Regions from separate parts of the Homo sapiens genome. Here all the other regions are linked to region 1. A link is a contact called in ENCODE Hi-C data. All regions are on one chromosome and are shown on one strand. Each heading gives the region's core, a stretch centred on a gene start or an enhancer-like site at or near the end of the contact. The rest is flanking DNA. Distances are from core to core; before and after follow the strand shown. Region 1 overlaps SFSWAP (splicing factor SWAP). Region 2 overlaps LOC124903083 (a long non-coding RNA gene). Region 3 overlaps SLC15A4 (solute carrier family 15 member 4).

The links. Hi-C counts contacts between places; a loop is a spot of excess contacts on that map. Pooled maps may share reads with other maps.
Region 2: a loop to region 1 is called in a pooled map, with 6 times the contacts of the local background. The contact joins two enhancer-like sites. A Hi-C loop is called at or near these places in 1 of 50 pooled maps.
Region 3: a map with no recorded cell type shows a loop between it and region 1 (11-fold over the local background). The contact joins two enhancer-like sites. A Hi-C loop is called at or near these places in 2 of 37 single-sample maps with no recorded cell type and 4 of 50 pooled maps.

The regions. Positions count from the first base shown.
Region 1 is chr12:131,772,757-131,775,456 of GRCh38, reverse strand. All of the region lies in intron 13 of SFSWAP (splicing factor SWAP), which reads right to left. Among named protein-coding and RNA genes, the nearest start is that of MMP17, 54 kb to the left of the region's middle. RefSeq lists enhancers at 771-1,395, 1,475-1,664, 1,396-2,021. Within about 2 kb of position 1,381, at least 6 of the 41 ENCODE cell types and tissues checked have a DNase peak (open chromatin) inside an H3K27ac peak, as active enhancers do.
Region 2 is chr12:128,828,557-128,831,256 of GRCh38, reverse strand. It overlaps LOC124903083 (a long non-coding RNA gene), which reads right to left. Exons shown (of 2, transcript XR_007063602.1): 2 at 1,811-2,700. Among named protein-coding and RNA genes, the nearest start is that of SLC15A4, 5.9 kb to the right of the region's middle. RefSeq lists enhancers at 737-846, 1,417-1,486. Within about 2 kb of position 1,301, at least 10 of the 41 ENCODE cell types and tissues checked have a DNase peak (open chromatin) inside an H3K27ac peak, as active enhancers do.
Region 3 is chr12:128,809,613-128,812,397 of GRCh38, reverse strand. It overlaps SLC15A4 (solute carrier family 15 member 4), which reads left to right. Exons shown (of 8, transcript NM_145648.4): 3 at 2,287-2,455. Among named protein-coding and RNA genes, the nearest start is that of SLC15A4, 13 kb to the left of the region's middle. RefSeq lists enhancers at 193-262, 1,497-1,596. Within about 2 kb of position 1,402, at least 20 of the 41 ENCODE cell types and tissues checked have a DNase peak (open chromatin) inside an H3K27ac peak, as active enhancers do.

The sequences.
Region 1 (2,700 bases), core at 132-2,631:
CTACATCAGGAGCACACGCTGCGCAGAAAGCAAGCCGGCCCAGGGGCTGAAAGACGCCATTGGGAACCTCAACACGGGCACCTGTGAGTGTTCGGGAAGTCAGAGCTGCTGCAGGTCCTTTCAACAAGGCCCGGGATTTCCCCAGGAAAACAAAGAGAGAGCTGAAGAGAAGGAGAGCTGAGACACATACTCCACCCTCGAGTAAGGAGTTTGTTCTGTGACGAGAAGGAAGAGAAACACGTCTTTGCTGTCTTTTTCTGGTGAAGAACTCTCCTCATTTACTCTCTCCACGCTCACAAAATCACTGCACTAATTTGGTGTGTGATTGGTAAGGCGCTGTGTTAAAACAGAGGGGAGATGGAAAAACATGGTCCCTGGCAAACGTCTGTGAAAGACAAAACCAAACGGGCGCGAGACGCCATCTGAGGCACAGTCAAGACAAACAGGAGTGCGAGGAGTCAACTCTCCAGCTGAGTTTCTATTCATATTTCTACTGCCAACTTAATGATTTGAGCCTCCAAACTTTTTTTTTTGCCTTTATCCTAACTAATGCCTGTCATTAATAATACTTATCTCACCACTGTGCTTAAAGACTAGGGCTCCATTTTGAAGCGACGGGACAATCTGAATCAACACTTTCAAATGTCACTTGTAATCAAGTCCAGGTCTATTTATTCCAACAACACGATCATCCTTCACCATGAAGGTGAAAACTAGAGCTGTTGTGACCTCTGCCAGGCTGAATTAAGATGGTTCATTATGTTGACATTACTGCTTTTTTCAGCTTCAAGTGCTAAAAGTGAACAAGGACTGATGCCAAACACAGCTTCCCAGAAACCACAGCTGCCTTTGAGATGCATTTTTAATATTCCAGCAAAAATGATCAAAACGGAAGTCATGTTTGAATGTAGGGGGGCAGACGTACATTGGTTTAGGTAGAGTCCGGGACAAAGCAAATAACTTCTGAAAAATGGTCATTTATGAGAGCATTAACAGCTTACCGCCGGCCACTTCTGTAACACTGGAAATTAACATTGATTAGTCCCCCTGTGTCACGATGAAGTATTTGGCAACAAAATTAGCACATGAACCAGCAACGATTATTTCCTACTGTGGCAAAACAAACCGCTCAAAAGCAGACTGACTTTGTATCTGATTGTATTTGAAAATAAAAGAAATCTTATTTGTGAAGGACACTACATTAACTATGAAAGGGATAACCAACACTGCGGCGTTGCTCTCCATCCCTTCACCCAGCCCCACTGCCCTACCACGTCCTGCCCAGGTGCATCCTCCCACCCCTGCCTCCACTCTGCTCCAGCGCCCCGTGCCCCGCAGCCACACTGTCTCAGCGGAAATGCGGCTCTCATCCTGTCGGTCTCTCGTGCTCACTTATTCTGGCGTCCCAGGCTCTCCACAACTGGCCTCCCATTGTCATTCCGGTTCTGCCTGAGAAAGTGTCTTCCTGAGTGGGGCCACCTGTCCTTTACCACTTGTGGGTCTTTGGCCCTCGTGGGCCCTCACTATTCTGGTAAGCTCCTCAAGGCCTCGCCTGAGCCCCAGGTCCCGGAGCCGCCACTCTCCTCCTGGCTGTGCTGTCCTGATGGAAATGCCCATGTGTGAACAGCAACAGCTCAAATGCAGTCATGGTCACTGGTTAACAAGCAAGCTTCTAATGCATATCCCAAAGCACCTCAGCACCTAGCACACAGCAGAGATTCAGCAAACACAGGCAGGTTTCAGTTCCTATTTCCTTTTCAAACTCTTACTGGAATTGTAAACTTGGCAGATCAGTAACTTGAAAACATTTGTGGGCTGGGTGCAGTGGCTCATGCCTGTCATCCTAGCATCTTGAGAGGCCAAGGCGGGAGAACTGCTTGAGGCCAGGAGTTCAAGACCAGTCTGGGCAATATAGCAAAATCCCATCTCTACCAAAAATACAAAAAAATTTAGCTGGGCATGGTGGCAAGTGCATGTAAGTCCTAGCTACTTTGGAGGCTGAGGTAGGAGGAGTGCTTCAGGCCGGGAGGTCAAGGCTGCAGTGAGCTGTGATGGTACCACTGCATTCTAGCTCGGGCGACAGAGTGAGACTCTCTCAAAAAGAAAAAGAAAAAAAATTTGTGGAATCTAAGAAATCATCCTGCAGTCTGTTGCTACTATGTAAATGACCGCATGAAAAAAGGGGTTCAATGAAGACTTCTCCCTTCTCTTCATCCTGGATTACGAACACACACTAGGAATGAAGAGAGAATGTATGTGATACAGGCAGGAGGCAGGGAAATACTGGTGAGGGCTTCACACTCAAGCCTGGACCCGTGGCCCAAAGTGACAACTATCCCTGTTTTCCCACCTGAATGTTGCCTTTTGGCCTGCTCTGCCCCCTATCCTGTGCCCATAAGAACCCCAGACTCCAGACAAAGGGGACACACACAGAAGAGAAAGCATCTGAGCAAAGAGAGGAGAGGAAGCAGCTGGATGTTGGAGAGGAGTTTGGCTGAGGGATGGCCAGACTCCAGGGGAAAATTATCTTCCTGCTGTACCCCCTTGTCAGCTTCCCTTTCTGCTGAGAGCCACTTCCACAGCTCAATAAAGTCCTCCATATTCACCACCCTTTAATTCGTTCGTGTGACCTGATTCTTGCTGGACGCCGGACAAGAACTCAGGTACCAAGAGGGCAGGGTGTAAAGGCTGTCACCCTGA
Region 2 (2,700 bases), core at 52-2,551, 2.9 Mb after region 1:
CCTGACCTCAGGTGATCTACTGGCCTTGGTCTCCCAAAGTGCTGGGATTACAGACGTGAGCCACCACGCCTGGCCTCATTATTTTTAATTGATATAATAATTGTTCATAATTATGGGGCATAAGGTAGGATTTTGAAACATGTACTTCTATGAGATCAACTTTTTTAGCTTCTATATATGAGTGAGAGCACATGGTATGTATCTCTCTGTGCCTGGCTGATTTCACTTCATACAATCAGTTATTTTGTATTAGTGCTTCTGTTCTTGTTCTTTGTATTCATCTTCCTTGATCTTTCCTGTAAGGCCTAATCTAGAAAACAAATACACTTATAATTACCAACGAACTATTATATGATTACAGTTTAGGCTAAGGTTGCTTACAAGGAATTGTGAAAGTGGTGGTTAAAATAGGATCTTAGGTGTGGTCACACCATCTTGCGCTTCTTGCAATAGAAGGAAGCAGAAGTTCATTTTCTTTCACTTACTCTCTCTCTCTCTCTTCACCTCCCTGCTTCTATTGGCGAAGCCCAACTTTTGCACGTCTTGGGGGTTTTTTAAACACAGGTGGAAAAGTACGCAAGAAACAGACGTTGCTACTCGCAAGGGTCAAATAAAATGAGTGCCTGAAACAAGTCAAATCAAAATCAGCTTCCTGACCGTACACTCTCACATCCTCTGTTAAAATAAATGCAAGTCATTCTGGGAGCTGAATTAGTTCATACTAAAAGTAGATTAGTGTGGCTTTGGTTTAGGATCAAGGATTTAACACCTGATTCTATTCCGTTGGTTGCCTGTGTTTTTATTGATTTCACTTTTTATACCTTCTGCTTCTATCAAGAGTATTTGTAGCCAGAAAGAGTGGTTGCAACAGTGACTCCTTGAAGTAAATAGAATTTATGGCAACTCTCTGTACCCAAGGAGATTCAAAAGATGTGTGGCATGGCCTGTGGCTGTACTATGGCTAATGACTTATGCTATGGCCTGATGCACAAAGGTGAGGGGGCCTATCCGAGTCCCTCCCTAGGGATCTGGGAAATTGGAGAAGCTGAAGCACTGGCCGTGAGTGCTGAGGCTGAGCTGAGCTGAGGCTGAGCTGTCATGACTCAGGGGGCAGGTGTTCAACAGTTGTTTGTTGAGTGAGTTAGTGATGTACAGATGGCACAGAAAGGCTATGACAGCTGCTTCTAACCCGAAGTTTTGAGGAAGCTGAAACTGTCAGTAAGGAGAGGCAACTGTCTGGCGGTGAGGAGTGAGCAACTCAACAGAGATGTGAAACTACGGCAGAAATGTCATGAAACAGCCAGAGGAGTCAGGCAGTCCCCTGAATGTCCTGTCTGTGACGGTTTCTCAGTTCACTGCCTTAAATCACACCCACTCGAGCTCTGCACTGGGTGAGGCTCAGGAGACAAAGTGGTACCAGAGAAGGGAGAACCCTGTGTTTCCAAGTCTAGTCCACACCACAGGCACCTTTGCAAAGAGTGTCCTTGCCCCTTTTCTAGAGGGCCCTTGAGGTGAAGAGCCAATAGACAAAAATGTTATTTTGGAAGACACGGTTACCTATCCCTTAGATGCCTACTGTATGGGTTGGGTCATTTATTAATTTTAGCTGCAAAGGAGAGACTCATAGGATCACTTTTTGGGGCAGAAGTATATTGCGAGCATATCCAATAAAGTGGGAGGAATCACCTTACATCAATTCTTTAGCTATACCATCACTGGGGGCTCAGTACAGGGGCTGCAAACCCAATCATTACAGAAGCCCAGCAGAAAACTCATGGGTCAGGCATGAGAAAAAAATCAGGCTGGCCTCTCTTGTTCCTTAATTTTTTTATTTTTTATTTTTTGAGACGGAGTCTCACCCTGTCGCCCATGCTGAATGCAGTGGTGCGATCTCGGCTCTCTGCAACCTCTGCCTCCTGGGTTCAAGCAATTCTCCTGCCCTAGCCTTCCAGTTCTTTTATTTTTTCCATTTTTGATAGAATTATGATAGGTGGCTTGGGGCCACAAGTAATACAAATAACAGAAAACCCAACACAGTGGCTTAAACAATGTTAAGACTTATTATCTCACTTCTCCCTGAGTCTCCTGTGCCATCCCCCAAGTCAGTCTCATCCTAAGCTGGTTCATCTCATGGTTGTCAATAGCCATCAGGAGCTATTAGAGCTGCAGGTTTCCTAACTCACATCCAGTTTGGGAGCATGTGCCTCGCCCACAGTCAGCCAATAAGTGGCCTTGCCTCTAGTCTGACTGGGTCAACTTACCTCATTTGTCCACTGCTGGGTCAGTAACCGCAGGCACCAGGGAAATTTCGTGTCCTGAAAGGTTAGAGTCTGCGTTCCTGAACTGGTCACCATGAAGAGGCATGAGACTAGTACTGGTGTGGGCTAGTTCTATCTGGGAACAAGGATGAAGTCAGGTTCTCCTGAGCTACATGGGAAGCTGGTGGGGACAGGGGTGGGTTAAGGAAGACAAATATGTGAAGAGAATCAGGATTGTTTGGAAAAAGAAAGAGTATGGATGTTGGCTAATTAGTCAATCATATCCATTACATTTTAGTACGGAATGGAGTTGCTGGCCGGGCGTGGTGGCTCTAGCCTGTAATCCCAGCACTTTGGGAAGCCAAGGCAGGCAGATCACCTGACTTCAGGAGTTCAACACCAGCCTGGCCAACATGGTAAAACCCCACCTCTATAAAAAATA
Region 3 (2,785 bases), core at 153-2,652, 3.0 Mb after region 1:
CAGTGAGCCGCGATCACACCACTGCACTCCAGCCTGGAAGGTAGCGAGACTCCGTCTCAAAAACGAAAAAATAAAATAAAAAAAAAAAGTTGGGCCTCCAAAGCCTGAGGAAGCATGACATACCCAACATTTTTACAGTTGTGACACTTAATTTCATCTGGCCCAATCTCAGTTTCAATCCAGGTTGATCTGTGTTTTGAAGATAATATAGTGCTTGATATTAAATGAGAAATGAAGGCGTATTTGTTCAACTCATCAGACCAGAGTAGAAATGGTTCTACAGCTTTTTGAGATACATACTTCTTTGGGAATCCGTGAGAACCAGTGGACTCTTTTCCTGGAGAATACACACACCTACATGCGGCCTTCACAGAGACTCAGGCACAGGCGTCCTGAAACTGGAGCTCGTCAACTTGTGTGGGAGGAGCAGAGGGCTCTTGTGGGTGTTCGGGTGTCACTTGTGACCGTGGCTTCGTGTTGGACCCTTGTATGTTGCAAAATAGTGCACCTAACAATATGTGTAACCCAGTAAAGCTTCAGATGCATGTTGATTTCACAGCTTTTAAATATTTTAATTACATAAAGCGAAAGTAATATAACCAGTAACCTGTGTGAATGATTCTTTGTGTGAAAATGGGTTTATTTGTTATTTAAATGTTTTTAGTGAAAGGTATTTAATATGATGTGGTAAACCACTGATAGTATCTGCATTAGGTACAAAAGGACTTTAATTTCCTTTTTGAAAAAAAGTAGTACTTGAAGAAGTTAATGTTTTCGAGTGAAAGTATTTATAATGTCTTTGGAATTTATTTTCACTTTTGGGTGTTTTTGTTTTTGATTATTTTCCCCCACTAGACTAAGTCCGTAAGGACAGGAGCCCTCCCCTTTAGCCCCCAGGTAGAGCAATGCAGGGCCTACAGCAGGTACTCGATCAGTATTTGTTGAATCGAACTTAGTTTTCTTGTCCAAAATTTGGCTAAAATATTCAGTTATAGTTTTCAGCGCTTCTATTTTTCCCCACTCTGAATGTCCAGACTTAAAATGTTGACTTTATAAGATAAAGAATTTAAAATACTGGCACCATAGTAAAATGGGACATGAGTTAATAAACTAGAAGGCTGACAGGTGCCATTTCTGTTGGCTTCCCACAGTTAAACACAATCTTATTGGGAATTAACTCTCTCCTGGTACTTCTGGCTTTAGAGAATAGTGTGCACTTTGTTTTCCCATTTTACCCCTGAGATCCTTGGAGCCCGTTCCCCATTAGAGTGTTTTGGAGCTGGGAGAGAGTGCGGAGCTGTCTAGTGGGGCCTGTTCATTTTCTAAATAATGAAGCAGGCCCAGAGCAAGGAAGTGAAACTCGTTAGTACAAGAGCTGGGGATGCCAGGTCCATGTTCCTGCTGTGACCGGCAGATGTGAGGGCAGTGGCAGGGAGTGGAGGGACAGTGGTGTCCTGCAGGGGTCAGGGCCTCAGGCTGTAAAGCCAAGACTGCCTGGGTCCAAGTCCTGGCCATACCTCAGGCACCCTTCACACTCTCTGTGCCCCGGCATCTTCCTCTGTGCAATAGGGCCCTGAAGAGTTTTAACACCACATGGTTAATGAGGGAGCACATGGGACGCGGTGCACTGGGCACTCCCTGTTTCCTACTGTCAGGGGACAGAGCCAGGGACATCCTCCTCTCATCACCACCAGCACCGCCCTCCCCCAACAGCTCTTCCTTAATCCAAGAGCTGACAGCTTTCCTCCGAGAATAGAAGCCTGCCTCAGTCCTGCCAGTGACTCAGTTTAAACCAGCAGGGTTTTATTAACAGCATGGGTATTGGCTGTCAGGTCTTGATGTTTGATAAATTAGCTGATTAAAAATTCACACAATCCAGTGCATTTTTTCATATGCTATCCAGTGGCATAGCTAGTGTCCCTCCCAGTGTCACGTAGAGCTGCAGACTCTCCCCACACGGAGATTGCCGAGCTGGCAGCTGCGCTGGGGCTCTCAGCTCAGCCGTGGTTCACACTGTCATCACAGATCTTCCAGCCACGCCAAAATTACAGTAGCCCAGTTTCACTTTGACTAGAAAGTCCCTTTGTCAGCTGTTTCAGTACATTCTGTGACATTTAGAAATAATTTAGGTAGCTGTGTTGGGTGTGTACAATTAGTAAGTGATGGAATGAGTTGAAGCAGATTCAATACAGTGAGCTGGTTTCTTACCTCCAAACTTAATTTGTGACCAAATAATTGATTGCTGGGAGGGGAAGAAAACTAATTCCTTCATTTTATTTCCCAAAGTGAAGGCATTGGAGTCTTTCAGCAATCTTCTAAACAAAGTCTGTTTGATTCATGTAAGATGTCTCATGGTGGGCCATTTACAGAAGAGAAAGTGGAAGATGTGAAAGCTCTGGTCAAGATTGTCCCTGTTTTCTTGGCTTTGATACCTTACTGGACAGTGTATTTCCAAGTGAGTGGTGACAAACAGGTTTAATTTCCTTTATCTTCCTATGAAGTCTTACCCTAGCACTTGTTTTGGCCATTTCTAAAGTAGGTAGGACTAGGTGATTTTTTTTCCCATGAGTCTACAGAATCTTGGAATTTTTGGTTTTAGTTATGGAGTCATTTTGGCTGCTTTAACTATGTCTAAAGCCTCTCTGAAAAAGAAGCTGAGAACAGGTACGCTTCTGGTTTTTCAGGCCCCTCTTGTTAATGTAATTTCTCCTTTGGATAACTGGCCATTCTTTTTCAAAATTGATCTCCAGAGGACTTTACGATGACCAAATCATTGACCTGTCTG